2 separate regions of the Homo sapiens genome follow, and region 1 is linked to region 2. A link is a loop called in an ENCODE intact Hi-C map of the cell type or tissue named here. Cell type or tissue: endothelial cell of umbilical vein. All regions are shown on one strand. Each heading gives the region's core, and the rest is flanking DNA. Links, peaks and the distances in the headings are about the cores only.

What was found. Hi-C counts contacts between places; a loop is a spot of excess contacts. Peaks named below come from ENCODE experiments on the same cell type or tissue, not always from the same donor. Only the 100,000 strongest peaks of a DNase experiment are listed, where the experiment ranks them.
Region 1: a loop joins it to region 2, with 7 times the contacts of the local background. A loop is called at or near these places in 4 of 110 quality-filtered maps.

Annotation. Positions count from the first base shown.
Region 1 is chr5:31,479,511-31,490,324 of GRCh38, forward strand. It overlaps DROSHA (drosha ribonuclease III), which reads right to left. Exons shown (of 36, transcript NM_001382508.1): 14 at 6,981-7,052; 15 at 5,371-5,452; 16 at 4,044-4,118. Among named protein-coding and RNA genes, the nearest start is that of DROSHA, 47 kb to the right of the region's middle. In endothelial cell of umbilical vein, for the core only: no CTCF peak of the experiment used is centred there; a DNase peak (open chromatin) is centred at 6,191; H3K27ac peaks cover 1,615 bases.
Region 2 is chr5:31,226,298-31,237,111 of GRCh38, forward strand. The region is part of intron 1 of CDH6 (cadherin 6); the gene reads left to right. Among named protein-coding and RNA genes, the nearest start is that of CDH6, 38 kb to the left of the region's middle. In endothelial cell of umbilical vein, for the core only: a CTCF peak has its summit at 6,165 (motif pointing left); no DNase peak of the experiment used is centred there.

The DNA.
Region 1 (10,814 bases), core at 1,325-9,324, 250 kb after region 2:
ATATAAGTGAGTATCTTGACTTTAGGGTAGGCGAAAATTTCATAAATATGATACAAAAAGCTCTAATCATAAAGGAATATATATCTATAAATTGGACTACATAAAAATTAAGAATTTCTATTCAACAAAAATCATCAAGAAGATCAAAAAGCAATCTACAGAGAAGGTATTAGATATATATATATTCATGACATTTATATTCATGTTCTATATTCACTATATATAACATATATTCACTATATATCTGTATCTGTATATTTGAATAGCATATGTACGTTCACCAAAGACATGTACGTGTTGTTTAGTGAGCATATATACATATTTTTCTGTTACATATATACCATACCAGGTGGAATTCTGGCTGTGTGTATATTAAGCTTTGTAGACACTTTCAGTTCTCCAAAGTGACTGTACTGTTTTACCTTCTCATTAACAGTGTATGAAAATTCAAGTTATTTCACATTCTCACCACTTGGCATTTATTTTTTCTTTGTCAATTTAGCCATTCTGATGTGTGTTCAGAAGTATCACATTGTGATTTTAATTTGCATTCTCCTAATGACTAATAAAATGGAGCACTATTTCATATATTTATTAGGTACCTAGATAGTGTTTTTTTTAAAGTGCTCATTCAAGTCTTTTGCCCGTTTTTCTATTGGCAATGTCAGTATATATATATATATATATATATATACTGAAAATACTCAAATGTCCATTAATCATAGATAGGTTTATTTTAATTTAGTCATCCCATATAATACTATATAGTAGTGAGAATGAGCCAACTACAGTTAAGTGCAACAGGATATGATTCTGAAATACATTAAACAAAAGACAGAAGCAAAACAGAATATAAAATTCTAGTTTTTATAGTTCAAAAACAGGTAAAACTAATACATGGTGTTTCAAGTCAGAATAGCGGTTACCCTTGAGGGTCTCAGCAGCGACTGGAAAGGGGTCCGAAGGGGGTTCTTGGAAGCTACTAATCTTGATCTGGGTGCTGGGTGGATGGTCATATTCACTTTGTAAAAACTCACTAAGGTCCTATATTCATGATCCATGCACTTTTCAGTATTTATGTTATAGTTCAACCAAAAGTTTACTTTATAAAAATGAGAGATAATACCAAAGACTATTTGAAAAGCACACTCACTAGTAACCAAAAACATGAATACTTAGATAAGGCATTATTATGACCAATTAAATAAAATCAGTAAACAAGCATTTACTGCGTCCCTGCTATGTGCCATGAAGTATGTTAGCACTAGTGATACAACAAGACAGACAAATGTTTACTCTTCAGCCTCATGGAACTCACCACTGAAATTTTTTAAAAGGAAGAAAGAAAGGAGAGAAGGAAGATGGGAAAGGCAAAATGCTAAAAATGAATAATAATGCATTTTTCATGGCAGCACAAACTGATGTTATTCTTTTGACAAGAAATTTGGCACTATATATCACAATCTTTAAAAATATCCATCTGCTCAATGAATTATTAAAAAATAGATGCAAATCATATACTAGTAGATGACAACTACGTAAAAAAAACCCTTCTGCACAGAAAAAAATGAAAATATATATCAAAATGTTTTTTTTTAATTCACCATTTTCTAAAAGATCTTTAACAAAGTCACATTATGAATAACAAATCAACCGTAATTTCCTATCTAATACCAAAATGCATTTTATACATCAGGTATTTTTCTGTATCCTTCGGGGTCTTCTTAGTATGTATATTTTCAAAGGGGAGTCTAATGAAAAGGTAAACCCTGTTTAAAAACAAATCAATAGACCTTTTTCTTTATGACAACCTAAATGTTATCCCCACATAGTTACGTGAGAGTTGAAATCTCACAAAGTAAATATCCAACAGCAGATTTTTCTTTAAGGTGATTTTAAAACTGCCCACTTTCTCTCAGACATCTGTTTGGTCATAAAACGCCTACAGGAAAGTAGATATAGAAAGGAAAAGGCTTTTCAGCAAATTCACTCTAACACCATTTTCTAATAAGTTTACTGTTGAAGCTCCATTCTAAAATCAAAAGATTCATTCACCAGAAGAGAAGAAACGGCATCTCAATAAAACAAAACCAGATATAAAAAGGAGAAAAGCCTTTGAATGCATTTCTAAACAAAATAAACATGAACAGTAATACTAAAAATCTGAGTAATGCTAACCTAAAATAAACTAAGCCATTTTGACTGCCTGGACTGAGGAAAGAGTATCAGGAAAAAATCTTGAGAAAAATCTAAACCAGACAGAGTAGACAAGAAACTAAAGCCACACAAGAGGAGTCAAAGAGACAGGAGGAAAGTAAGGAGCACCCAGGCACCAGAGCAGGGAAGAGACTAACACTGAGGCACATGCTCTGCACTTGGTCTGTAGGAGGCTGCCTCTGGCATCGGCAGCTACAGTGGGCTAGGGACAGTTAGAGAGGGTCTGGCACTGAAGCAAAACTTGGCTGTGAATGGACAAGGGCACTGGAGGAAGCCAGACTCCGACAGGCTCACTGCAGGGCTCTCAGGCATGAGGGAGACAAGGGCTCCTGCCCAAGGGAGACAGGGGCTTCTGCCCATGGGAAGACAGGAGGCATAAGGAGGACAGCACAAACACAGCACTGAAATTCTTTAACTGCTGATATTGGGTGGAAAGGTTACACGAAGAAAAGCTCCCCAACCAAGATTATAGACCACAGATTTATAGCAGCAGCTATGTTTTACTCTTCAGTATTACTGAGTGGCCCATATATAGAAGAAAAGGCAAGCAGTTGGATTGATGACATTAACTCGGAGATGATGGCCATACAGGCAGCTAAGACAGCTAGAACTGACAGGGTAAACATCAGAGCACAGGACCTGGTGGGGAAGGCAAAGGAAAGTAGCCATACATAAGGAGAAGAGGGAAGATCCAAGTAGATGCAAAGGCAATAGGGACATGAGAGGCTAGACTGAAGGATGTCACCAGAAAGTGAGATAATGGAGTCAAATTCTAGGGAGAAATTAATGTAGGTTGGTGGCATGGTCCAAGGTTTTATCTTAAGATTAAGCGGCTGAGTGGTGACAATCCTTACAGTAGAAAAAGTCAAATAATTATATAGCTCAGGGTAGAATGGTAAGTGAAGTTCACCAGGCTGGTAACAGAACCTTGTGGAGAGAGGAAACTGTAAGCCAGGTTTCACAGCATTTGATAAAGCAGGTAATTGACTAGGAAATAAATAAAGAAGGAGTGGGAATAGGGTGCCAGAAGCCTCAAGGAGAAAGATTTGCAAACAAAAAGGCAACCAAAAGATTTCATTAAAAATACTTTTTTTTTTTTTTTAATTTTTAGAGATAGGGCCTTGCCATGTTGCTCAAGCTGGTCTCAAACCCTCACTGGGCTCAAGCGATCCTTCCTTCTCAGCCTCCCAAATAGCTGAGACTATAGGTACATGTCACTAAACTGACTCCAAGCATTTTTAAAAACACTAAATATAATGCCAAATATTACAGGTGGATTCTTTTTAAAAAATTAGAAAACAGTTAAAATATTGCTTTAAAAAACTGTCATATATTTCCCTATATTTTATTGGGAGAAAAAATTATTTTATACCTTTTTTTCACTGTAAAATGAATTCAAGCACATGTCAAAAGATAAGAAAAAATCACTATAATCCTACTACCTTAATGTAACTATTATTACAGTAATTTTTTCAGCAGTTATAATCATATTGCATTTAAATTTTTTTATTGTTTTCCAATTAGCCATATGCATTTTTTAAGCCACAATCATTTCTCCACATTAACACACCCGCATGATATTTTGTCAAGTAGATTTCTAAAATTTATAAATCTGTTCTTCCATTGTTCATCTAATTTGGACTACCATAATTTATGCAGGGATATAAATCCACATGTATAATTTTACATTTCCGTGCCTAACCTGAGAAGTAGATAATTAACAGTATCGAAGGTGGGAAAGTTGTCCCTGAAGACTGAAAGGAAAATGGCAAGCTTATTTTCAGATGCACTATCTCACCAGGTCACTGACAAGCCAGAAGATTTACCTGGAAGAAATCTTACAAAACGTGGCATGAAATGAAATCTTGGGCAGCAGGGAGGGCTGTCTTCAAACAAAGGACCTGAAGCAAACAAATGAGAAAAAAAAAAAAAAAAGAAAACTCAGTCTTAAAAAACAAGCACTGCAACTTAATTTCTAAGATTTATGATAACCACAAAAACTACCACCAGAAGTAGAGGCATAAAAATTACCACCACCTCCTGCCACTCCTCCTCAGTGGCTAAATCAATCATTGGTAACTGCCACAAGCACCCAAGGAAGACTGCAATGAGGAGACTACAGGAAGGCAAGAAGAGGATGAAAGCCCCAAGTAGCAAATACATACAGTAAAATTATTTTTAAAATTCAAAACTATCAAGACTTATTATAATTGAATTACTGCATGATATAATGTGACTATGTGTTCATTCTTTCCCATTTTAATCACTACACTAAAAAAAAAATGTTGAGAAATGCTATCAGTTTGAAAAGCCATTCACCAATAAATAAGTAACTGTTTGCTAGAATACGGATACTTCCAACCGCTGGGCGCAGTGGCTCACGCCTGTAATCCCAGCACTTTGGGAGGCCGAGGCAGGCGGATCACGAGGTCAGGATATCGAGACCAACCTGGCTAACACAGAGAAATCCCGTCTCTACTAAAAATACAAAAAAAAATTAGCCGGGCGTAGTGGTGGGCGCCTGTAGTCCCAGCTACTCGGGAGGCTGAGGCAGGAGAATGGCGTGAACCCGGGAAGCGGAGCTTGCAGTGAGCCGAGATTGCGCCACTGCAGTCCGCAGTCCGGCCTGGGCGACAGAGCGAGACTCCGTCTCAAAAAAAAAAAAAAAAAAAAAAAAAAAAGAATACGGATACTTCCAAAAAAGTAAGCTACTATCCAAGAACCAAGCATCAAGTCTTTGAATCTATCTAGTTCACTCTAAGTGTCTGCGTGTGTGCATGTGTGTGTTTTAATGACTAACCAAAGTTTTGCATCTTAGAAGATTTATTACAGCAAAGTTTACTAGATTTAAAATATTAACTAATGGTAATTTCCCAGGTACACATATATCAAGGTAGCTACACATAATAACTGGTACCATCTTCAAGCCGCTACCAGCTAATAATAAGCCCTGTCAAACTGTATAAAGTAAAATCCATAGAAACTTATTCATGTCAAATGATAACAAGCATTCCTGTGAATAACACTTTTCTCTGGGTATTTAAAAAATAAGAGAAATTTCAACTATCTCCCTACAACTTTTATAAGAGTTTTCACATATACCATAATGTTCTTCCATAAACACTACTCTCTTCTTTAAATCCTATTACTTACCTTTAAGATTCCAGTCATATAATTCCAAAATATCTCTGAATAGGAACAGTGAAAAGAGTTCAAGCCCTTTCACACAAAAATTCTGAAAAATAAACCAAAATTAAATTACTGTAGTTTGGCAAAATATACATTAACTGAAGGTTCAACTTGTTCTTGTCAAGTGTCTTTAAAAGTGTCTGTTAAAACTATACTAAGACCATATAGTTTCCTGAAGAGTTTGGCCACTGATCGCTAGTTTCAGATGGAAATGAAATAGACAATAATGCCACTAGGATTCCTTAATGTCAACTTAGCCCTTCTCAGTATACAAATAAAATAAGAAATTCAAAAAGTAAAGTCTCACTTATATTAATATATTTTTCTAATTCAATTATAAACTGTGTCAGAATCTTCTGAGGATGTTTTGTTAATTCAGATTATACATATGCACCTGATAGGCTTGTCCCCCACCCCCGCCCCATACATCCAGCATAATTGTCATGGAGTTACCAAAAAACAGAGGTCCTGTGTACCCAAAAAGTTCAAAAAGTAATGAATGCAAATAAAGGGCTAAGAAAATTATACAACTCTGCACCAAAATTTCTCCTGTAAACAAGCTAAACAGATATATTTGCAAGTGAGACTTATCTCATAATTCTTCCTCCTACTTGTTTTGCTCGGAGTTCATAAATCACCCTGCGTGAGATCACGCCAGAAGTCATAAACTTTTACAATAGCAAATGAAGGCATATGACCTTAAAAACCAAAAGGAAGTTAAAAAAAAAAAAAAACCCTTCTAAAGCAGGAGAATGAAGGGGTGGTTCTTTTTCTTTAATTCTTTTTGAAAGGAAGGTACAATAAACAACACTTGCTCAGAATGAAACAGGTGCCAACTAGGCACACATGTGATGCCGATCAATTTCCCCCTCCACACTCCCTGCCCATGACAGAGCTGTCCCATTAAACAAGGTTTGCAAGCAGAGCCAGGGGCTCCGGAAATTGACCCTGACTCCAACACAATGTTAAGTGCACAAGCTTGTTTGCTGTCTAGTTGTTATTTCTTAGTATGATTTGTTGACACCACTAAATTCAAGATCAGACTATGAATCATTCTGAGATTCACATTAATCTTCCTTTGGAATTTTAAATCTCTTGCATATATTGAGATAAATCTGCTGTTGAGCACTCGCAATGAAAAACAATTAGGAAAAATATGTAAATATATGGGAAGAAAAATGAACCAAGCATTGATCTTGTCATTGGAGATAACGAATAAGATTATTACAACAGCTATCAGATTGTTTCACTATTCCAATTTCCCCTCTGATAATGGCCAGTAACCAAAATCTGTCCCCTACGTAAAAGAAACTAGAAACAGATGTAAAGTTAATATCAGCAGACGTAACACAAGGAGAAAGGGGTATAAAAACAGGTCAACAAGTTGAAAATTGGCCTGAATTTTAACCTTGATACTAGAGCTACATTTCACTGACTCTTTCAACAGTGAATATGATACTTTAGAGATATTCCTGGCAAAAGCCAGATCTGGCCAAGTTCAATGCTTTAAAATAGTAGTATGGAACAAGCAAAAGAGCAAACTACATCAAACCACACACAATCTTTTCCCTTACCTCCGGCATCATCTCTTCAATGAAATGAATCGTGTAGTCTATGTTGAATCTAATTACTTTACACAGTGGAATCTGCAATAAAAAGAAGTGAGGTTCAGTTCCCCAACGTCTCCCTGCAGGCTCATATTATACACGTTTGTTACCTGACCCAAAAGGCCATGAACCAAATGAGAAGGCTTCACCTTCATCTCAGCGGCTAACAACACTGCACATGAAGCTTGACCACAACTGCTGGATTTTAATGACAAGAACCCAGCTGGCCTGGCCTCGCCAAGAAACCTGCATAATGTGGTGCTTAATTAACAGTATTAGCAGCAGCAACACAAACATGACAAGAACCCATTAAAACCACAAGTATCACCTCTAAAGAATTAATAAAACCATAACCATAAACATTTCTGTTTCTCAAGTTTTTAAAATATTTTAGAATCTCTGGCTCCTTAGGCAGATCAGGGATAGTAGGGTGATAACTCATCAATTATGGATTCATAGGTCACTGAAAACACCCAATTCATGCTGCCCATCTGGCTCTTAAGCAAAGGCAATTGTGGTAATAAATATAATAATAACAAATGATAATAAAAATAATAATAGCTAACATTTTTTGAGCCAGGCAGTGTCCCAAATGCTTCACAATATTCATTCATGTAACCATCACAACATCCCTATAACATGGGTTTGGCTACCATGTCCACTGAACAGTGCAGGAAGCTAAGGCAGAAGAGTCATCAGGTACCATGCCTAAGATAACAGGTAGCTTGGTGAACTGCGAAGTCTTTCTCTAGACTCCAGCTCTTAGCCACTAGAGTATACCCCTCTCATTACCTGTTCTAATACTCAAGATACATGTGAAAATGAAGGAAGGCTCAGCATAAAATAAATCCACATCTATCTTACTTTACCAATGTATCATCAGACAATTGCCTACTGCCTACACATAACAGGTTTTCCGTAAATATATTTTTGAATGAATTAAAGAATGAAAAAGGGAGGGAGATTACTGCAGAGAATTGGCTGGCTAGCTGGGGAAAATAACAGACCCAGAAGTCCCAGAGACGCGTTAACTGAGTTTTTCTGGCTGCTTAATCTGTCCATAAGATGATTTTATACAGATGTAATCATTTTCATAAACCACAGCAATCAGAAAGAAACAAATTTTAATTCTATCAGTGAAAGGGATGGTAAGAAAAACAGAAAAATAGTCTTATAATGCCATCTACTGGAAATCCTTTTCTCAGATACAAAGTTTAGTTCTTGGGGGCTTTTCCTTTTTATTCTAAAGAATAGTGGTTAATTTGAGTGAAATTCATAATAGCCATTATCATTTTTAAGTTCTACTTTGTTCTTATAATCATTTAAAAATATTTAAGAGTTACAAAATTTTGCATGATTCAATGTATTTTTAAAATACCTATTCTTTGCTAACAACTATATTAGGTTCATAGGTACTCTAAAATAAGCTACGGGTCCTATCTTAAGAGGTAAAGATGTGTAAGAAGAAAGGCATGTAAGTAAATACAAAAAGAATACAATGCAATGTAACTTCTAAGTTCAATTAAAAAACAAACAAGCAACAAAAAAAGTATAAAGTATAAAAGAACCAAAGAGGAGGTAACATATGAGTTGTCTTCAAAGATGAGGAGGGGCCGGGCACGGTGGCTTATGCCTGTAATCCTAGCACTTTGGGAGGCTGAGCAGCGTGGATCAACTGAGTTCAGGAGTTCAAGAACAGCCTGGCCAACATGGTGAAACCCCGTCTCTACTAAAAATACAAAAATTAGCTGGGCGTGGTGGCGTCTATAATCCCAGCTACTTGGGAGGCTGAGGCAGAAGAATCACTTGAACCCGGGAGTTGGAGGTTGCAGTGAACCAAGATCATGCCACTTCACTCCAGCCTGGGCAAAAGAGCAAAACTCTATCACCAAAAAAAAAAAAAAAAAAAAAAGATGGGGAGGAATTTTCCAGGTCATCTAGAAAAAGTTGAGGCAGAGCAGGTGTTTAGCTTCTAGAAAAATGGAGGAAAGGGAGCTGAGGAAAGAAGTAGTAATTTCACAGTTCAGATAGAAGTGCGTGGAGAGAGAGAGATGCCAGATGATCTAGAGAGGAAAATATGAACTCTATTATGTAGCCCTTACAAACCATGTTAAGGTCAGGGCTTATGGATATATGGCAACGAGAAATCATTCAAGTACTTTAAGTTACAGATTATCATCATTTACATTTCAGATGAGACACTGTGGAAACAGTGTGGGAATGGCTTGTAAGGGAACAAAGAAGACCAGACTGAAGTCTAATGCAATAGTCCAGGAGCCAAATGAAGGGAAGACTGGAAAGGAAGAGAAAAATTTTAAACACAGGAGATATTACTGAAATATACAGTGACCATTCTGATGTGGGAGGAAGAGTGAAGAAAGAATTGAGGATCATTTCTGGGTTTCTGGCGTAAGTGACCAACTAGGTCACTTAATTCAGGAGGGTGTCCCCTTAGTACCTCAAATTCAATATGCAGGGAAGATGACGAGTCTAGTTTCACACAGGTTGAGGGTAAAGTATCTGAGGAAACATCGAGGAGGTTCATTTCAAAAGGCAATCTAAAATGTGAGAGTGGAGTATTAATACAGAGGTACATGTCACAGCTATTAATATTGATCTGGTGGGGATCAGAATATGCATGGGTGGAAATGAACTACTCAGAGAGTAAACAGGAGAGAAAACAACCAGAGCTGTTGGGAATTCTCAAGAGATAGGCAGAAAGCAAATGTGCAAACTTTCTTCCTTGCTATCATAGGAAAAAGCACTCTGCTAGATGATTTATGCACGTACAGTCCTTTCTCCATTTCATTTTAAGTAAAATCACTTCTTGGAATTCCTTCTCTGACCTCTTCTCTTTGTATATACTTTATTTTCTTTTGGGCTTCCATCCATACCACCAGAGCCCTTCTCAGACACACAAATTTGGAAAGGCAGGATCTCCTCATCTATTCAAACTGTAATCTCTCTCTAAGTGTCAAGAAGAGCTTGTTATTTTGCTACACAATGGTCAACCAAGAAACTGTGTAACTTCAAAGATCACCAAAATACCTCCCAACAAATGCCATCAAATAATATAAATGACTACCATCATGTTTGAATACTTAAAAGAACATCCTATACTGACTTATACTCCTATCTCACCCTAGCAAAAAAACTCAAAAAACTAAAAAACTCTCCAAACCTCCATCTTCTAACTCTACTACTTCCACACACTGATTGACCAAATCCAGGAGTCAGCGAGTCCACTGCAAATGGGAAGCCAACTAAAGTGGGAGGGAAATGATCCAGGGGTTCTCCTGTGCTTTTGAGAATACGACAAAATACGGTGTAACTCATACATATACCTTACATTTTTTTTCTTTTTCTTTTTTTGACGCGGAGTTTCGCTCTTGTCGCCCAGGCTGGAGTGCGGTGACGCGATCTTGACTCACTGCAAACTCCGCCTCTTGGGTTCAAGCAATTCTGCCTCAGCCTCCCGAGTAGCTGGGATTACAGGTGCCCGCCACCACACCCAGCTAATTTGTGTATTTTTGGTAGAGACAGGGTTTCACTATATTGGCCAGGCTGGTCTCAAACTCCTGACCTCAGGTGATCTGCCCGCCTCAGCCTCCCAAAGTGCTGGGATTACAGGTGTAAGTCACTGCACCTGGCCCTTTTCCTTTTTTTTTTTTTTTTTAAGAGACAGGGTCTAGCTCTGTCAACCAAGCTGGAGTTCAGTGGGGCAATCAGCTCACTGCAGCTTCAAATTCCTGGGCTGAAGTGATCCTCCCGCATTAGCTTCCAGAGTAGCTGGGACTACAG
Region 2 (10,814 bases), core at 1,880-9,879:
CCAAGTAGCTGGGATTACAGGCGCCCACCACCACGCCCAGCTAATTTTTGTATTTTTAATAGAGACGAGGTTTCACCATGTTGGCCAGGGTGGTCTCAAACTCCTAACCTCAGGTGATCCGCCCACCTTGGCCTCCCAAAGTGCTGGGATCACAGGCATGAGCCACTGCGCCCGGCCCAGAGTACTTATTTCTGATGGCATACAAGTGATCATCTCTTCAAGTAATCAGCCGCTTTCTTTTCTTGGAAGAGGAACCCAGGGCACAGAGAGGTTGTGCGACTTGGCCATGTTCACACAGCATATTAGGGAAGTTCACAACCAGAGTGCAGTTCTCCTACTTCTTGTCCCTTTTTGCCTCCTCTCCCAGGGTCCCCACCTCCTTCCTACCAACACGAGAAGAAAACGGTCAGTTCAAACTCCTCTTGAACATGAAATGCTTTTACAAACTAGGAACACAAATTCGTCGTTTTTGCTATTTTCAGAAACTGTTTGGGACTGCAAATACGTTGTGAAAAACTAGGCTTTTGAAGATGAGACAGTGAAATCCCACTATCCTCATTATTATGCAATCAAATCACTCTGTGAGACTAATTAAGGATTTTGAAGTATGTTGTGTTTCTCAGAATCAAATGTGAAGAAAGGTGGTCTCATGGCTTTCATAAGAAAGGGCTGAGCCTGTTCCAACCATATAAGGGCAAAGCCTGAAAATGACCCATCCCTGGAAGCTGCTCAGCTTCTCCTAGCACCACACATCGGGTTACAGCAGACACACTCCTCTTAAAACAGGGCTCCTCAAACTCCAAAGCACACAAATCTCCCTGCCTAGCTGATGCTCGGAAAGAAGAGTGGAGGTATCTCCTCACCCTATCCCACTTCACCCCCTTTCTGAAACTAAGTTGGGCGAGAGACAAGGAAAGGAACGTACGGCGGGAAAGCACCTCCGCCCGTCAAACCACATTCTCCCAAACCCTCCTCACCCTCTCCTCCACTCCACGGTGGACGTGGAAGACAATCTACTTGGGCTTTGGGATACTTTACATATTTTCATTATGTACCCTTTCAACTGATATTTTTTATTTGCCCAGTCCCATATACTGTATACAAGTATAGAAGTACATTAATATAATAAGCATAATATAATAAATAAACAAGCATATACATTTTGAAGTTATTTGCTTTATAGTTTTTGGGAGTTCAGAAGAGAAATATTTCCTGGCTTTTTCCCAGCGTTCTAGAATAGAATGTACACCTCCCCCTCCCTAGCAGTGCATCAGAGGCAAACACCCTAGTTCTTCAACCTCTTCCTAAAACCTCACAGATCAAGGCTTCTGCCAAGGTTCCTCCAGAATTTACATCCTTTTGGCCTCCAACTCCAATTTTATTCTGTAAAGAATCAAATATAGCTTCCCTGTCAGCCACAAGCTGTGGCCGTGCTTCTCAGATATTCCCTGCTCATCAACATGCCCAGTCTCCATGCTCCATCCCACCTCCTGAGGGAACGGACCCCTACCTTAACCATCCTACATCTAAACAAACGAAGCTTAAGAAACCCAGAAAAGACAAGGAACCAGTATTAGTTGCTTCTTGCTGCTGCAACGCACACCACAAAACACATTACCACAAAACAATACAAACTTATTCTCGTACAGATTTATAGGTCAGAGGTCAGAGGTGATTACAGTGGGCTAAAAATCAGCCTGTCGGTGTGCTTGTGTTCTTTCTACAGGCTCTAGAGGAGAAGCCACTTCCTTACCATCCCCAGCTTCCAGAGGTCACCTGTTTTCTTGGCCCCTTCCGCCATTTTCAAAGCCAACAGTGTAGCATGTTTAAATCTCTCTCTCTTTGTCTCGGACTCATGCCTCACTGTCCCATCTTCTCTGACCCACCTGCCTCCCTCTTTTAAGGTCTAAGGACCTTTGTGGTTATATTGGACCCACCCAGATGATCCAGGATAATCTCCACAGCTCAAGATCCTTAACCATATCTGCGGTCTCTTTTGCCATGTGAGGTATTAATAACATAGTTCTGTGGATTGGGACGTGGGCATATTTGGAAGGCCTTTGTTCTGCCTGCTGCAGATCCCCAGTGCCAAGGTTCAGGAAGTGAATCAGCTGGAGAAGGAAGCTGCATTCACCTTGATTCCAAACTTTGTGGAATGGAGAAAAGTATGTCCCAGGGTCAGACACCCATGGACTCCCACCCCAGCTTTGCCAATAACCCAGTTGTACAATCCTAGGCAGTGGTCCCCAACCTTTTTGGCACTAGGAACTGGTTTTGTGGAAGAAAATTTTTCCACAGATGTGGTGGGGTGAGCAGAGGATATGGTTTCAGGATGAAACTGTCCCACCTCAGATCATCATGCGTTAGCTACATACTCATAAGGAGCACGCAACCTGCATCCCTCACATGCGCAGTTCACAATAGGGTTCGCCCTCCTATGAGAATCTAATGCCTCTAATACAGGAGGCGGAGCTCAGGCTACAATGCTGGTTCACCTGCCACTCACCTCCTGCTGTGTGGCCGGGTTCCTAACAGGCTGCAGACTGGTACTGGTCCATGGCCCCAGAGGTTGGGGAACCCCTGATCTTAGGCATGTTATTTGATCTCTCCAAGATTTATTTCCTTTCCTGTAATGTGGGGAAAATAATGCATCTCTCATAGGGCATAAAAAGTACAAAAGTACCTTATATAATGATAGACTCTTAGTAGATGTTCAATACAGGTTAGTTCTTTCTCCATTCTGACACTGACAGGTCTAATTACCCGTCATACTAACTAGCACTTGCGTGCCATTTCCAAGGGTACCAACTGCCCAAACTATATCATTTTATTTAATCTACAACACAGCCCTCAAGCTCTACCCGATTCTCCAAAACCTGAGTCCGATCAAGGTGAAGAGACTCAGTCAGTGATAAAGGAAGAAAGGGCAAAACAAAGACTGCAAGCCTACTGGTTTGACTCCAAATCTGGTGCTTTACTACCCTGGCTAACAGACCTCTTGTTATCCAGTTCTGGTCACCATACTGGTTAGAAATTAAATGTTTGGCCAAAATAGATTGGAGGGTAGGAAATGAAGCATATTGCCTGTTATCTTTGTGAAGTTTGCAGAAAAGCAAAACAGAATGAGGAACTGGAGGCTCAGGAAAATATTTTCTCTCTGGAGCTGTTAGGCATTTGTAACAAGTTGTTAAGGCAGCTTGGCTCTTACGACTGTATGGCTGGTGCCAATTTGGAAGCTTTTATAGGTCTCTAGTTCCCCTGATATTATTGGCTAAACCAATAAGTGGTTAATTTTTTTATGTAAAAAGAATTCTAACTCTGAAAACACTTGTGAGAATTCAAGAAACTCCGGAGTCCCACCTAAGGATTTTTTAGTGAAAGAATGAATTATGACAAAGAGAAATGCAATTGTGGACCATCATAGTAGCTGAATAAACATTTCTCAGTACTTAATGTCACAGAACATAGGAAGAAGTTTTGTGTTTTTGTTGTTGTTGCTCTTAATTGGGATTATTAAGGAGCAGCATAATTACGGGCTGAGGCTTTTTGCCCTTGGTGACGTAAGGGACTTTGCTCTCCATTCTCCTGGCTGGTGATTATCAGGCCAGTGACTTGGATCCTGGTATGACAATTAAGATTGAGTAGTGTCATCTGTTTCATAATTAAATTCTATCTTCCATATCCTTTGAATGCTGTATGGGCGTTTAATTGGCGGATGCTATTTCTGCTGCCACTGTGGCGTGTCTGAACAACAAAGTCAAAATAACAGTGATTCCGCTCCTTGCAGAATATCCCAGTTGAAGAGAATTTGCTTTCTCTTTGGCACAGAAAGAGCCCTGAAGTCCCAATTTAGACACAGCAGTTAAGAAGTTGAGGGCCTCTGAATTCCTGCAGGTTCTCACTCAAGGTGATATTTAGGGTCTACCATTGCAAATTAAAAGATCAACTTAACTTGCATGGGAGAAAAGTCATCTCTGTCCTGTAGATGACTTCTCCAAAGACATAGAGAACTCACTAGGGGATCATACACAGGTTTGTCTGTATAACCATCACAGGCAGAGAATATCTTTTTTTAAAAGTCTGGCTCATTTTCCTTCACTTACTAGAAAAAGAGTCTCTGAGAGTATGTATTAAAGTATTTATGTTAAACACCGTTAAAATACACTTCCAGTGTATTTATTAACAGAGAATTCAGAAGCATTAGGCCTCCTCTACAGATGTATCTTCCTGTTGCATCTTTAAGAAAGCAGCGGAAGATGTTTAAGACCATGAGTAATGTACTCAGTGAAAAATGAGAAAAGAAACTTATAGGCAAAGCAAAGAGAAACAAATCCTCCGTGCAAAAATGAAAATGCTATTTTTTTAAAAACTAACCTATGATTTAGAAACCATCTGCAGAATAATCTTGATTGTGTCCTCAAGTAGAACAACAAATCCATTGAGTTTAATCAAACTCAAAATAATTCTAAAGAGAAATTAGAGATGTATACAAAAGAAGCTAAACAATACAGTATAGCATCCAGGTAAAAATATTATATGCTAATTAATAAACAATTGTAGGGGACTTCATGAACTGTGAATGAAAAGATTAGTGTGAATCTTTATGCAAAATGCTTAAATCCATGTTAAGACGAACAAACTCTTTAAAATGTAAAACCTACACATATAAAAATATGCAGGAAACACAATATGCTCTTTTAAATATTCTTCTAATCACATGATTATATTTTAATTATAGTTTTCATTTGTTGAAAGTATATTCAAATGCAATATTTTTCTTTTCTTCTGGATAACAGTCTTCACTGCCTTATTTTCATCTTAGGGTGATTCAGCCTATAATGATTTAGAGGCCAAATGTTCAAACTCTTTTTAACAGATTACTCACGATGCAATTAAAATTAAATTATGTGCATAAAATTGATATTTTAATCAAATCATTGCGTATCTCCATAGTGGTTTAGCAATAAGGAGAAAAAGACTGGCCTGAAATTCCCAGGATTTTGTCTTCCTTGCCCTTTGGGAATTTCTTTCCTTTTTAGTATCCTTAACAGATTACTGTTTGGCGGGGTCAGAATTCCCATGAATCATATTTAAAGCAGTTCCAGCTTATTTTGAATATTTCATGGACGCTTCCTGTCTCAGTCCATTTTCTGTTGCTCGTAACAGAATGCCTGAAACTGGGTAATTTATAAAGAAAAGGAATTTATTTCTACAATTTGGAGAGCTGAGAAGTCCAAGGTCAAGGGGACATATCTGGTGAGGGCTTTCTTGCTGGTAGAGACTCTATGCAGAGTCCCAAGGTGGCACAGGCCACCACATGGCAAGGAGGCTGAGTGTGCTAGCTCAGATCTTTCTTCCTCTTCTTATAAAGCCTCCAGCTTTACTCCCCATGATAACTCACTAATTCATTAACCCACTATTTCATTAATCCATTAATCCATGCATGAACCTCTTAAAGGTCCCACGTCTCAATAATGCCACACTGGGGATTAAATTTCAACATAAGTTTTGGAGGGGATAAATATTCAAACCATAGCACTTCCTCTGTAGCTCAGCCTCTAACATAAAGAGATAAAAGGGCATTACCATGTCCAGTTTTAGACCTTTGCTCTTAGAAGAAAAATATTCACTTAAGGAGTAGAGTAAGCCTACTATAATTATGTTTCTTTTCAAATCACCCTGATTTGTTTCTCTTGTTCTGCAGGAATTATTTTGTATCTTCCCATTCTTGACCTCTATGTCAAGTGACTGTTTCAGACTTCACAACTTAGGCATCACCATTTAGCTTCTACTTCTGGTCTTACACTACTTTGTTTCTCACTCTTTAATTAGAAATGGTTAATTTGACTTCATGTCTTAAGGCAAGGAGAAAATGAGTCTTAAACAGTATTAAGCTCCCATAAATATTTCACTTTATGCTAATTCCTGTGCTTCCAGCTGAGCCGTTTGAAGTTCTCAAAAAAGTGTTTCTGTTCCCCTCAATTAAATACATAACTGGAAAACAGTAAAATAATTATCAGTTTTACTACCCTGCACTTTATTTTCCAAGCTTTCATTCTGGACGTTTTAAATTTTTCTTCCACATTTTTCTTCCACTAACCCAACCCAGTGTCATAGGTGCTGCCTCCAGCCTGGTTAGACTCTAAGACCCAGGCTTTGGAGGAATCTTAGAGCTCCCTCAAGTGGACATACGTTTAATGCACCCTTAATCTCTACAAAACGTTTTTGGCTGCACCCTCGGTCCAGGACAGGAGTATTTAACTGTCCCAATTTAGAAACATAAGTAGTTTCCTCTTTAAGCTAAAAATATTCTGAAAAGAAAGAAAAGTTCAAACAAGTTTGCAAAGCAAATGGATTTGAGTGGCCAATGAAAACATATCAAGTCAGGCTTTTTAGTTATTGGTTTTGCTTGTGAGAATGTAACTTGGAATTATTAATTACAATATCATCTATTCATTTGGATAAAATGTTATCTGTTGAGGAAATTATAAATGCAACACTTATATGGCACTTATGCTATTGCCACATGTACCATACACCAGGCATTGTTCTAAGAGTTTTCCATATATTAATTCATTTCATCCTCACAACATTCCTCCAAAATAGGTCCTTTAATACTCCCCGTTGTACAGATGAAGAAACTGAGTCACAGAGAAGTTAAATAACCTTTCAAAGGTTGCAGAGCTAGAATATGGAAGAGCCAGTGTGCAAACCCAGGCAGCCCAAAGTTCACTATATCATGCTGTTTCTTACCATGCAATGAACAACTGAATATACAAATACACACACACGCGTACATAGACATATCTCTATAAACACACTTATATATGCACATACGCCTTCACATGTTACACATCCACACACATATACACACAAATGCACACATATACACATACAGAGAGTATATATTATAAGGAGCATATTTTACACAAAAAAATAAAGTATAAAAGCTAAAAGAGAAGAGAGATAAATTACAAACATTTTAATCAAAGCTTTAAAAACTTTACTTATCCAACCTGGGCAACATGGCAATGCCCCGTCTCTACAAAAAAAAAAAAAATACAAAAATTAACCGGGCATAGTTGTGCACACCTGTAGTCCCAGCTACTCAGGAGGCCGAGGTGGGAGGATCGCTTGAGCCTGGGAGGTGGAGGTTGCCATGAGCCAAGATCATGCCACTGCACTCCAGCTGGCATGACAGAGTGGGACTCTGTCTCAAAAAAAAAAAACAAAACAAAAACTTTGCTTATCATATTTCCTTGTTATTGCTTATCATTACTCATTAAAATTTCTGGTCATCTCATCTCTTACTCTAATTCACTTACTCTGACCTTGCTTCATTAAGACCATTGAAAGTTTCTTTCCTGTGTGGCTACGACATTTGCTGTTTTTTCTACTGGAAACTTCCGCCAGTTCTTCCCATGACTGGCTCATTGTCATGATTCCAGTTTCTTCACGGAGAGGTCCTCCTTGACTTTATAAAACACCCACCGCCTCACTCTCTACTACTCAGCATCCCTTTACCCATTCCACTTTACCTCCATAGGCCTCACCAATGATTCAAAAATATATTACCTGACTATCATTCACTTGCTTCGAGTGTGTCTCCTCTACTAGAACGTAAATTCCATGAGGCAGGACATGTTAGGAACTCAAAAGATAATTCTCAGTGAATGATTGAATTATTACATGTTCCATTCTGATGGCTTTTGAACAAATGAAAAATTGTGATAATAGTCTATATCTCAAATACATTTTTTTCATAATGTTTTTCTGTTTAAAGTGTGTTCTTAATACTTTGACTAAGTATCAAATTTTAAAGTCTGAAAATATTTAAATGTGTAGCCTCATAACAATTGTATTTAAAGGTTTTTTTTATTCTTTATTAACATGTTACTCTTGCCTGATGTTGTAACAAGAACTGATGATAAACTAGATGTTTAAGTACATGCAAAAATTGTGCTAAAATAGTACCAGAAAAGAAAATTTGTAAATCTGTAAATTTCTATAAACTGGGATAAAATCTTAAAAGACTTTTTCTGGTTTTATTCATGGACTGTGTCACCATTTTAGAATCTTATCACATATATGGAGTGTATGTCTGCTAATTAAGTCATATTTAGCAAAACCATCAGAGATTGATAATGGGAAGGTATCCACAGAGTAACTACCCTAAAAGAGTGTTACTAATAACTAGATGCCATTTTCCTCATACTTGCCATTCAGCATCCTATACAGCTGATAGGTGGGGAATCCCATCTCCACCTCCACTCCACCACCAGGTTCTCACTGTAAATCATAGAATGTCCACATTCCTTCCTTTCCACTTCTTTGCTTCTCTTCTGTGACTCTTCTCACTCCCTACCACAAGTATTTCATCAGTTTTTATAAAAATAGACCTTTCTTCTTTTCTAGGCTCCAGACCTTCTTTCTTAGGCCTCTATTATTATATTGATTAGCTCAAATTATATACATAAACATATACATACATATGCATGACACATATGCATACATATATACATGCATGCACATATGCATGTGTATATAGGTTTGCACATATACATACATACATATATACTCTTTATGATATTGAAGCTACTTTAAAATTAATTTCTTGCTCTATTAGCCTAAGTAACTCAAAGCATCCTGTCCCCAAGCACTCCATTATCCACAAGTGTGTAATATGAAGGCCTCCCTGTGGGGGTGAGGGAGTTTGCCATACTGTACTCAATATCATCAATTAATAGATGGTTCAACCTATTTTAGATTTTGAGATACTGAGCGAGTTGCCAAATATCCAGCTGAGAAGACCATGGGGTAGAAGAAAATTTTTGAATCACCCATTCAATCCTAGATCCTACTACCATATAATCAATTTCTTTAGGGTTTAAATATATTTTTATGATACCATATAATTTCATCTTTTCTATTCCTTTTTCTTTTTTTTTTTTTTTTTGCCTTGTATGCCATTCTTTCAAGCCCAAAGTTAGAAAAATTCCATTTTTTTCAGTCAATCCATTACATCAGAGGCAACACCAACAAGAGTAATTTTGTGATTTGAGTGGCTTTTGTGTGTCCATAAGAAAATGTTGTTTTGTGATTTCATTTCAAACTCGACAGTTATATAGCTATCCTCCATTCTAATACATTTAGAGTCTTCTTCTATTTGATTTTTACTGTTCTCCTTTATTCTTTTGTCTCCAGTTTGCTCTAATGACAGTGAAAACTAAGTACTCATACAATTTCTCTGCAAGCAGCTACTGACCACGTGGCAGGAAACAGCGAATGTTATGCATGACTTACTACACAAACCCTTTACTTTAGAGAAACAAGCCCCAAATAAGTAATTTATTTGTAGCAATAAAACCCAAATGAATAAATCTTGTTTTCAGAGAACAAATGAAAGACAATCTCATTTCCAAACATATGTTCTGGTTTTTTAACCCCAAATGAAAGGCCAAAAACTGAATATACTGAAACACAGGCAAGAAGCAATACTTTAGCCACATTCTAGAATATTGTTTTAATTATGGAATTTAAATTTATTATAAAATAATTGTTTTACAATTTTTACAATTTTTCTTTTCCTTTGATCAGAAAGGAATTGTGGACATTTTGAGACATTCATTAACCATATTTGTATTAATTTATGCCCATTGTTTGTACTCATACGATTGATATTTGCATTTCTATTTGCTTTTAATTGCCAATAATTTATTCTTTTTTCCATTCAGTTTTTGAACTATAGAAAACATTTGTCAGATTTTTTAATGAGAACCAGATGCCTAAAAATATATAACAATTTATTATGCGGTATAAATTTTTATTAATGGTGTATATACAAATAGCAGTTCTACACTGTGGCAAATGATTTACATTTTCTATATTCAGTTGGCTAAATTTAAGTAGTTTTGTTAATCACAGGAAAATTAATGGGAAAATTTGAAGACATTCCTAAATAATGACAATATTCACATCAATTATCCTCATTGTACTCTATAGTTTACTAATAACCACCTCAATCAAGGTGTCTTTCACTGAAACAAATCACTCGAGTTTATTTCAGTTACAGTTATATGACTCATTGAAGGATCATAATATAGTCCTCTAATTGAGAAGGGGTGGGCACACAATATGAATGAAGGTGATGGGAAGCAGAGAAAAGGAGGCACATTTCTCTCCGATCGTCTTAGTTCCCCAAGGTGTCCTTCCCAGGCCCTGCCTCGTGGTGAGCTCTGGCACACCTTTGTTGCCACGTGCTGCATCCTACCACAAACACCATTAAATCCTCTCCAACTTTGGCTGGCCTCTCTGCTATTAATCTACTGGAACATTACTGGGGATTTAAAAAAAAGGAGGGCTCTGCTTGGGAGGGATTCCCCGCCCCCCATCTCCCAGTGTCATTTTGTCCTCTCTCTGAACTTGAGTGTGCTGGCTGTGAACCTGTTTTGATCAGCAGAATTTGAAAATCTGGTCCCTCATGCTGGGATTTAATGTCAATATTTGTGCCCAACATCTGAACGGAGAAGGGGGTCCCCAAGCACTGTTCTCTCCTCTAACTGTCTTTCATCACAATTACTGCCTTATTCGATGTGATTTCAGATGCTTGGGGAGTGCTGTGGAATCATGCTAATAGGATGGTAAGGAGCAAAATTTGTCTCATTTTGGAAGAAAATTCACATAGATTTGTACGTTTAAGAATACATTGCCACTTAGCCATATTTTTGAACATGCAGAAAAATAACTTTTTGGCAAGATAGTATGTTTTTAAGAATGAATGAATCCATTTTGTTTATCTAAACCTCACCGTGTTT